Regions from separate parts of the Homo sapiens genome. Here region 2 is linked to region 1. Evidence: chromatin loops called from intact Hi-C (ENCODE). Cell type or tissue: Caco-2. All regions are shown on one strand.

Evidence for each region. Peaks named below come from ENCODE experiments on the same cell type or tissue, not always from the same donor. Only the 100,000 strongest peaks of a DNase experiment are listed, where the experiment ranks them.
Region 2: a loop joins it to region 1, with 2.0 times the contacts of the local background. A loop is called at or near these places in 4 of 110 quality-filtered maps.

The regions. Positions count from the first base shown.
Region 1 is chr3:152,305,547-152,310,546 of GRCh38, forward strand. The region is part of intron 2 of MBNL1 (muscleblind like splicing regulator 1); the gene reads left to right. Among named protein-coding and RNA genes, the nearest start is that of MBNL1-AS1, 38 kb to the left of the region's middle. In Caco-2, no CTCF peak of the experiment used is centred here; a DNase peak (open chromatin) is centred at 2,619.
Region 2 is chr3:152,422,064-152,427,063 of GRCh38, forward strand. All of the region lies in intron 3 of MBNL1 (muscleblind like splicing regulator 1), which reads left to right. Among named protein-coding and RNA genes, the nearest start is that of MBNL1-AS1, 150 kb to the left of the region's middle. In Caco-2, no CTCF peak of the experiment used is centred here; no DNase peak of the experiment used is centred here.

The sequences.
Region 1 (5,000 bases):
AATTTTCCATGTTAACAGCTAGGCCAAAAATCATGACTGCCAGTAGAAGTGGGTAACTAGATAGATAGATAGATGGCCTTTGATTTAGCACTGATGATAGTTATTAGCATGTAGCAACTTAAGTAAAAGCAACTGGAAAGGCTTGATAGAAATTCTGAGTTGTTTGAAGTATAATAGATTATTAGGATAGTAATTTCTTTGTGAATTTTACTGTAAACAAGCTTGATTCTAGTGAGGACTTATGCTAATTGCTCACTTATACTAACAGCAACTACAGAGTTTTTATTTAATACTGTTTCTTATACAAATATCATCAAATGCACATCTACCTACAGCATCATCCCTACATTTTTGGCACATGTTTGAAATATTTTCACTTTGAGATAAAGTTTGATTTTTTTGCTAGCGATAAAACTTTCTATGCTATGAGCTTGTGTTTTGAAAATTACTGATAATTACTAAACAGTATAACCCCTGATATCTTCTAATTTGGTTGACAGGCTGTTTGTCCTCTGGATTCCTGAGGGCCTTGGCCATCTCTGACCATTACATTTCTTCTTTTGTTATCTCTGAGTTCTTTCCAGCTTTCTAATTGTCCATCTTTAGAACTATTGGTTCCGATCTTAAATATGTCTTTCCATAGTCACACAGAAGTGATTTAGACATTTTGTCTGTGAAGAATTAGATTCAGCTTTGCATAACAGAGACACCTCCCCTACCCTCCCCAGCATTTGGTATAAACAAATTAGGGGTTTATATTTCAGTCGTCTAGGTCTATTTGGCGACTCTATAGTCATTGGAACTCAGGTTCCTTCTCTCTTAGTTCCTAAGGAGCACATGGCTTCCAACTTTAGGATTATTTCAAAATTGCAATGTGGCCACTGCAGTGCCAGCCATCATATCCTTAGTCTAGCAGGACGCAGAAAAGGCAAGACACCATAACTCAGCCCAGCCAGGCTCCTTTTAAGCAAAGGTTCTCTGAGCTTCAGCCAGTAATTTTTCAGTCTCTTATTGACTGATTTTGGTAGCAGGGATTGCTAGGAAGTATTTTTTTGTATGTTTGTTTGTTTTGTTTTGTTTTTATTTATTATTATTTTAAAAAACTGTTGCCTTGATTGAAATCAGGAGTCTGGTAGGTAAGACAGAAGGGGAGAATGGAAATGGATGTTCAGGAGGGCCATTTCTGGAATAAAAGAGTGTTTATTTTTCCTCTCATAAAACTTTCAGAATTAAGTAAATCTCTCTGGAAAGCATCTGGGTAAGGGAGGTGGTTGAAGAGATACCACTTTTGAAGAGAAACTGAAGTCTTCTCATCTTGACAAACTTGTCATCACTTCTGTCTTGCTTATTTAGTAAATAAAACCTGGCATATCACAAATGGATTTATTTTTCCTTATAGAGAAAACTAAAACAGCTTCATTTTTTATCTTCTTATAACTGTACTTATTTATTTATTTATTTGAGACAGAGTCTTACTCTGTTGTCCAGGCTTGAGTGCAGTGGTGTGATCTCGGCTCATTGTAACCTTCGCCTCCCACGTTCAAGCAATTCTCCTGCCTCAACCTCCCGAGTAGCTGGTCCTACAGGCGTGTATCACCATGCCCAGCTAATTTTTGCATTTTTAGTAGAGACAGGGTTTCACCGTGTTGGCCAGGCTGGCTTGAACTCTTGACCTCAGGTGATCAGCCCGCCTTGGCCTTCCAAAGTGCTGGGATTACAGGCGTGAGTCACCGCGCCCAGCCTACTATTCATATTTATATAAACAGTCACATTTTTATAACTGGAATATAGCAGAAATGCCATGTCATTAAAAACAGGTCCCAAGTGATTTTATATGACAAAAGAATCTGCACTTTGATTTGTATTTCTGCTGCTTCCACAAATACACTTTCTTATTTTTTCCGTATGGAGTAAAATAACAAGGTGAGTTAATATTTATTGAAACTTAATGTATGTCAATCAGTGTTTTCAGTGCTTTTCATTTTTTTCATAGTATTTTGTCCCTATAAAATCTCATCGAGATAGTTACTGGTGTTACTTCCATTTCACAGATGGACACACTGAAATACAGAGAAGTTAGGTAATACATGCAAGGTCAGTCAGCCAGTAAAATGTGGACTTGGAGCCTCGTAATCTGATTTCACAGCCTGTACTCTTAATTGTTTTGTTATGTTTGCTGGAAAACATTGCTTCTTAATTTCCATATGCATATTCTAAGGATTCGACAAAGAAAATATAACTAACAGCAGTACTTAAGAATAAAAATGAATATCCAAGACAAATTTATAGTACAGGGCCTAAAACAGTAAGTACTCAGAAGTAATCACTGTATTTTAAGTCAACAAATGAGTCAAGGAGTGAACCCAAAATAGCAGAAAGAATGCTGCCACCAACTTTCAAAGATGTTGTATCTGTTGTAAAATATATGGCCATATAGGAAAAATTTTAAATGAATCATCTTAGATAACTAGTCACTGTATAAACTATATAGCTGCCTCCCCAGTGCATAAAAAGCCATATTCAAAAGGTTTAATTGTTTAGAAAATGTTTTTCCACAGAAGCAAGGTGATTAAGTCATCGGGTCAACCCTGAGAAGCCAAAGTAGCCCAGAGGATGCTTGAGTTATAGTTCAGTACAAACAGTACCTTGGAAACCCTGGTTATTAATTAAACCCAAGAGGCTCCATAGAAGTGTTATCTTATCATAAATCTTGAGAACTCCTAGAGTCACAGACCCCAGCTGCTTTTGTCAAACTATTTCTGTGGCAAAGATGTATTTTAAATTTCAGTTTAGGGTTCCAGAAATTCAGCTTGCCTAGTGCAGGGGAGGTGGCCTTTCCCAAAGTCCTGGAACTCATGCTGTGAGCCAGTGTAGTTTTCCCCAGCTTTAACTTTGGGCTGCTTCTGTTTCCTGAAGCTAGTCTTTAATAGGGCATTTGCTTAGAATCAGCAGGATCTAAAGACAGGGTATGCAGTGAGGAGCTGGAGTCCAAAGCTTCCCACCTGTGTAACCTTTAGGGTGGGAAGGTGTCGTCAATATGTCTTCCAAGTGACCCCCATGTTTCTAAGGACTCAGCCTGCCTGTTTTTTGAATGTAGTGCTCATTGATCCTGGGCCCTGTCTACTGCAGAGCTTAATGAACAGCTTCTCCCCATTCTTCCCCCTCTCTGAAATTTTCAGCTGTGTGGTTGTTGCTGTTGTTTTCTAAATACTAGTAGCCATGGGGAAACAGGTAGATCATAAAAGTATCAAACTCAATTTTTGTTTTGTTTTGTTTTTTTTTTTGGCATTTTATCATAGGATATGGTCAAGAGACCGGTTGTAAAAACTCAGATGTGAGGAAGAAAACCATTAGGAGGTGATAAGGATTCAACAATTTAAGTAATATAACTTATGTACTTCCTATGTCAAACTTTAGGGAGGCAGATGTTAACAATACAGTCCTCAAGGAGCCGGTTACTAACAGGGAGACTAGTATATTAGGTGGTGGCGGCAATGGTTAGGAGGGGGAAGTTTCTCGACAGCAATTGCAGGGTCAGTGAAAGAGATACTTGAGGAAGAGAGAAAGAAATGGCTCTGGTGGTTTATCTTTCCTTTTTCCCCTTCCCTCTCTCTCACACTATTAATTATGACATCACAAGTGGGAATAAAAGAACTAGAGGGAATCCCCAGTAAAAGACTTCACATAGCCACAGGCCACCAGACTGTGGCAGCTGTCCCTGAATCATCATGGGTCAGTTGGTAACGACCTGTATTTTAACCCTAGATCACAATTTTAGGCCCAGCAAAATTGTTCTGAAGCTGTCTAGATTTATTAAGCTATATTTATATTTTAGTTTATGTTAATATGAGGTTGAGATCCAAGACCCTGTTTTCTCCAGACCTCATATGAGTACAGTATCTTAAGTTAGAATTTATCTCTCTGCATAAAAATCAGACCTAGTGCGTAGGCTTCTGGATCTCAGAATCACTTATACTTAAGTCCAGGCTGTTCTCAAATAAGGCAAGAAGCATCTGCTGTTAATAGCTGACAGTAAATTACACAAAGTAAAACATGGAAAATTAAAGTCAGAAAAGCTAGGAAGCTTTTCTATCATTTTCAATTTTCTGCAAAAATACAGACATAATCAGTGTTTAGGATCTGCTTGTGATGGATAAATTACATCTGTAATTCCTTCTTTTCCATATTACTGCATTCAGACGATAATTTGCTTTCAGATATCTTTGCTCATCTAATCGTTCATAGACTGGAAATAAGTAGTAACATCTCCCAATCCTAGGAAGCATTTATAACTAGTCTTTGCCTTTTTGGGTGTTGATAGACTAGTGGTGATTATAAGCTTTCGAGCTTCTGAAAAGCACAACGAAGATTAAAATAATCATAGGATAATAAAATACTTTAAAACCCTTCTAGTCTTTAATTTTAAAATGTTCCAGTAGAACACAAATTTGCTCAGGTAACACACAAGTAAGCATTAAATGCCTTCCTGTGTATCTGAGAAGTTTGTTATGAAATATTTTGGAAACCGCTGCATAGTCAGTGTAGGAGGAGCAGATGAATTTTAGCTGTGGTTATGTGTGCTGTAAAAGACTATACGTGCTTGTATTAGTCAGAATGAGTACACCACTAATTTTTGTATGGTAAGAGATTTATACTAAGCTCATCATCAGTTTCTATAATTCAGTGAGATAAAACTGAGTCAGATTGATTTTTAGGTAGCACATGTAGAAACAGCTAATTTTATTCCCCTGATTTGATCCTCATCTATTGATTATATAAACTAAAGAAGCTAAGAACAATTAACCCTTACGAGGTTACACAGTCAGGAGATGCTGAACTGAGATTCAGTGTAGAAAGTCTGTCTTCAGAGCCTATGCTTTTAGTCTTTATGCTAAGTTTAACTTGTTTAAATAGCAAGATTATGAAGCACTATACAGTGACCTCGTATAGACAAAAATATAGTATATTGATTATTAGAGAAACTACATATTAGACTGTTG
Region 2 (5,000 bases), 120 kb after region 1:
AAATTCACACATAACAATATTAACCTTAAATGTAAACAGGCTAAATCTCTCAATTAAAAGACGCAGACTGGCAAATTGGATAAAGAGTCAAGACCCATCAGTGTGCTGTATTCAGGATACCCATCCTACGTGCAAAGACACACATAGTCTCAAAATAAAGGGAAAATAAAGGGATGGAGGAATATTTACCAAGCAAATGGAAAGCAAAAAAAAAAAAAAAAAGCAGGAGTTGCAATCCTAGTCTCTGATAAAACAGACTTTAAACCAACCATGATCAAAAAAGACAAAGAAGGGCATTACATAATGGTAAAGGGATCAATGCAACAAGAAGAGCTAACTATCCTAAATAGATATGCACCTAATACAGAAGCACCCAATTCATAAAGCAAGTTCTTACAGACCTACAAAGAGACTTAGACTCCCACACAATAATAATGGGAGACTTTAACACCCCACTGTCAATATTAGACAGATCAACGAGGCAGAAAATTAACAAGGATATTCAGGAATTGAACTCAGCTCTGGACCAAGCAGACTTAATAGACATCTACAGGACTCTCCACCCCAAATCAACAGAATATACATTCTTCTTAGCACCACATAGCACTTATTCTAACATCAACTACATAATTGGAAGTAAAACACTCCTCAAAAGGTGCAAAAGAACAGATATCATAAACAGTCTCTCAGACCACAGTGCAATCAAGTTAGAACTCAGGATTAAGAAACTCACTCAAAACCACACAACCACATGGAAACTGAACAACCTGCTCCTGAATGACTACTAGGTAAATAATGAAATTGAGGCAGAAATAAATCAGTTCTTTGAAACCAGTGAGAACAAAGACACAATGTACCAGAATCTCTGGGACACAGCTAAAGCAGTGTTTACAGGGAAATTTGTAGCACTAAATGTCCACAGGAGAAAGCAGGAAAGATATAAAATTGACACCTGAACATCACGATTAAAATAACGAGAGAAGCAAGGGCAAACAAATTCAAAAGCTAGCAGAAGATAAATAAGTAGGATCAGAGCAGGGCTGAAGGATAGAGATACAAAAAACCCTTCAAAAAATCAATGAATCCAGCAGCTGGTTTTTTGAAAAGATTCACAAAATAGATGGATCACTAGCCAGACTAATAAGAGAAGAATCAAATAGACACAATATAAATGACAAAGGGGATATCACCACTGATCCCACAGAAATACAAACTACCAGCAGAGAATACTATAAACACCTCTATGCAAATAAAGTAGAAAACCTAAAAGAAATAGATAAATTCCTGGACACGTACAGCCTCCCAAGACTCAACCAGGAAGAAGTCGAATCCCTGAATAGAACAATAACAAGTGCTGAAATTGAGGCAGTAATTATAATAGCCTATCAACCAGAAAAAGCCCAGGACCAGACGGATTCACAGGCGAATTCTACCAGAGGTACAAAGAGGAGCTGGTACCATTCTTTCTGAAACTATTCCAAACAATAGAAAAAGAGGGACTCCTCCATCACTCATTTTGTGAGGCCAGCATCGTCCTGATACCAAAATCTGGTAGAGACACAAGAAAAAAAGAAAATTTCAGGCCAATATCCCTGGTGAACATCGGTGCGAAAATCCTTAATAAAATACTGGCAAACCAAATCCAGAGTACATTAAAAAGCTTATCCACCATGATCAAGTCGGTTTCATCCCTGGGATGCAAGGCTGGTTCAGCATATGGAAATCAATAAACATAATCCATCACATAAACAGAACCAATGACAAAAACCACATGATTATCTCAATAGATGCAGAAAAGGCTTTTAATAAAATTCAACATCCCTTCATGCTAAAAATAATAAACTAGGTATTGATGGAATGTATCTCAAAATAATAAGAGCTATTTATGACAAACCCATAGCCAATATCATACTGAATGGGCAAGAGCTGGAAGTATTCCCTTTGAAAACTGGCACAAGACAAGGATTCCCTCCCTCACCACTCCTATTCAACATAGTATTGGAAGTTCTGGCCAGGGCAATCAGGCAAGAGAAATAAATGATATTCAGGTAGGAAGAGAGGAAGTCAAATTGTTTCTGTTTGCAGATGACATGATTGTATATTTACAAAACCCCATCATCTCAGCCCCAAAACTCCTTAAGCTGATAAGCTACTTCAGCAGTCTCAGGATACAAAATCAATGTGCAAAAATCACAAGCATTCCTGTACACCAATAATAGACAAACAGAGAGCCAAATCATGAGTGAACTCCCATTCACAATTGCTACAAAGAGAATAAATTACCTATGGATATAATTTACGAGAGATATGAAGGACCTCTTCAGGGAGAACAACAAACCACTGCTCAAGGAAATAAGAGAGGACACAAGCAAATGGAAAAACATTCCATGCACATGGATAGAAAGAATCAATATCGTGAAAATGGCCATACTGTCCAAAGTAATTTATAGATTCAATGGTATTCCCATCAAGCTACCATTGACTTTCTTCACAGAATTAGAAAAAAAAAAAAACTACTTTAAATTTCATATGGAACCAAAAAACAGCCTGTATAGCCAAGACAATCCTAAGCGAAAAGAACAAAGCTGGAGGCATCACACTACCTGACTTCATACTACAAGGCTACAGTAACCAAAACAGCATAGTACTGGTACCAAAACAGATATATAGACCATTGGAACAGAACAGAGGCCTCAGAAATCACACCACACATCTACCACCATTTGATCTTTGACAAACCTGACAAAAGCAATGGGGAAAGGATTCTGTATATAATACATGGTGTTGGGAAAACTGGCTAGCCATATGCAGAAAACTGAAACTGGACCCCTTTCTTGCACCTTATACGAAAATTAAGATGGATTAAAGACTTAAATGTAAGACCCAAAACCATAAAAAGAAGACCAAGGCACTACCATTCAGGACATAGGCATGGGCAAAGACTTCATGACTAAAACACCAAAAGCAATGGCAACAAAAGCCAAAATTGACAAATGGGATCTAATTGAACTAAAGAGCTTCTGCACAGCAAAAGAAACTATCATCAGAGTGAACAGGCAACCTACAGAACGGGAGAAGATTTTTGCAATCATCCATCTGACCAAGGGCTAATATCCAGAATCTACAAATAACTTAAACAAATTTACAAGAAAAAAAAAAACATCAACAAGTGGGCAAAGGATATGAACAGACACTTCTCAAAAGAAGACATTTATGTGGCCAACAAATGTATGAAAAAAAGCTCATCATCGGTGGTCATTAGAGAAATGCAAATCAGGGTCCGGGTGTGGTGGCTCACGCCTGTAATCCCAGCACTTTGGGAGGCCAGGGCAGCCGAGATCAAGACCATCCTGGTTAACACAGTGAAGCCCTGTCTCTACTAAAGATACAAAAAATTAGCCGGGCATGGTGGCACACACGTGTAGTCCCAGCTATTCAGGAGGCTGAGGCAAGAGAATCGCTTGAACCTGGGAGGCGGAGGTTGCAGTGACCCGAGATCACGCCACTGCACTCCAGCCTGGGTAACAGAGAGAGGATCTGTCTCAGAAAAAAAAAAAAAGAAAGAAATGCAAATCAAAACCACAATGAGATAGCATCTCACACCAGTTAGAATGGCAATCATTAGAAAGTCGGGGAACAACAGATGCTGATGAGGATGTGGAGAAATAGGAATGCTTTTACACTGTTGGGAGTGTAAATTAGTTCAACCATGTGGAAGACAGTGTGGCAATTCCTGAAGGATCTAGAACTAGAAATAACATTTGACCCAGCAGTCCCATTACTGGGTATATACTCAGTTTTGTAAATCATTCTACTATAAAGACACATGCACACGTATGTTTATTGCAGCACAATTCACAATAGCAATGACTTGGAACCAACCCAAATGTCCATCAATGATAGACTGGATAAAGAAAATGTGGCACATATACACCATGGAATACTATACAGCCATAGGAAAGAATGAGTTCCTGTCCTTTGCAGGGACATGGATGAAGCTGGAAACCATCATTCTCAGCAAACTAACAACAGGAACAGAAAACCAAACATCTCATGTTCTCACTCATAAGTGGGAGTTGAGCAATGAGAACATGTGGGCACGGGGGGGGAACATCACACACTGGGGCCTCCTGGGGGTTGTGGGGCAAGGTGGGGGATAGCATTAGGAGAAATACCTAATGTAGATGATGGGTTGATGAGTGCAGCAAACCACCATGTCCATGTCACATGTATGCCCATGTAACAAACCTGCACGTTCTGCACATGTATCCCAGAATTTAAAGTATAATAAAAATCAAAAATAATCAAAAAAATAAAACTTCTGGATTCTTTTTCCAAATTATTATTTTTACTTTGTCACATACTGTCTGGTGCAAATTTTGTCTGATGAAAAATTGGTACATAATTTAACCAAAAATAGGCTGTATATCATGGCTTGCAACCTGGAGACCTCTGGTAGATTTCTTTAGTGCATCCCAGCCAAGTGTCCTTCAGAAATTCTGTTGTTGCCAGGCTCTCTTCATTGCCCTCAAAGAGCTCTACATAAGCAGTGGTTATAAAGAGCTTTGCATGATATCTGGAGTTTCTCTAGTAATGGTCTCATGTGCCTTTACCTGTGATCCCAAAGTTAACCTTGGCTATCTATAATTTGTGATGGCAGCTATTCTTTGGGTAAACAAATTAGCTATCTCAGGGTCCATAATTTGTGTAGAAATCCTGTGCATTACATGAACTTTGAAATAGCCTAGGAATAGAGAAATTCAGTTTCTGGTTTTAGCTAATGTCTTGAGAGCTTCTTTGCTGCTTCTGTAACCTAGATAGACTTTGCTGTCACATCATGTTCCAAGCATTTGTTGCCATTCAGATGCAGAATGCTTTGAAGTCATCATTTGTCATTCATTCTTCCAGGAACACCTAGAATTCTTAAATAGTTTTTTGGTTCTTTACTTTCCACTTTATCCAGGTAATGGTTGAGATAAGGCACTTTATCCCAGAGTGTT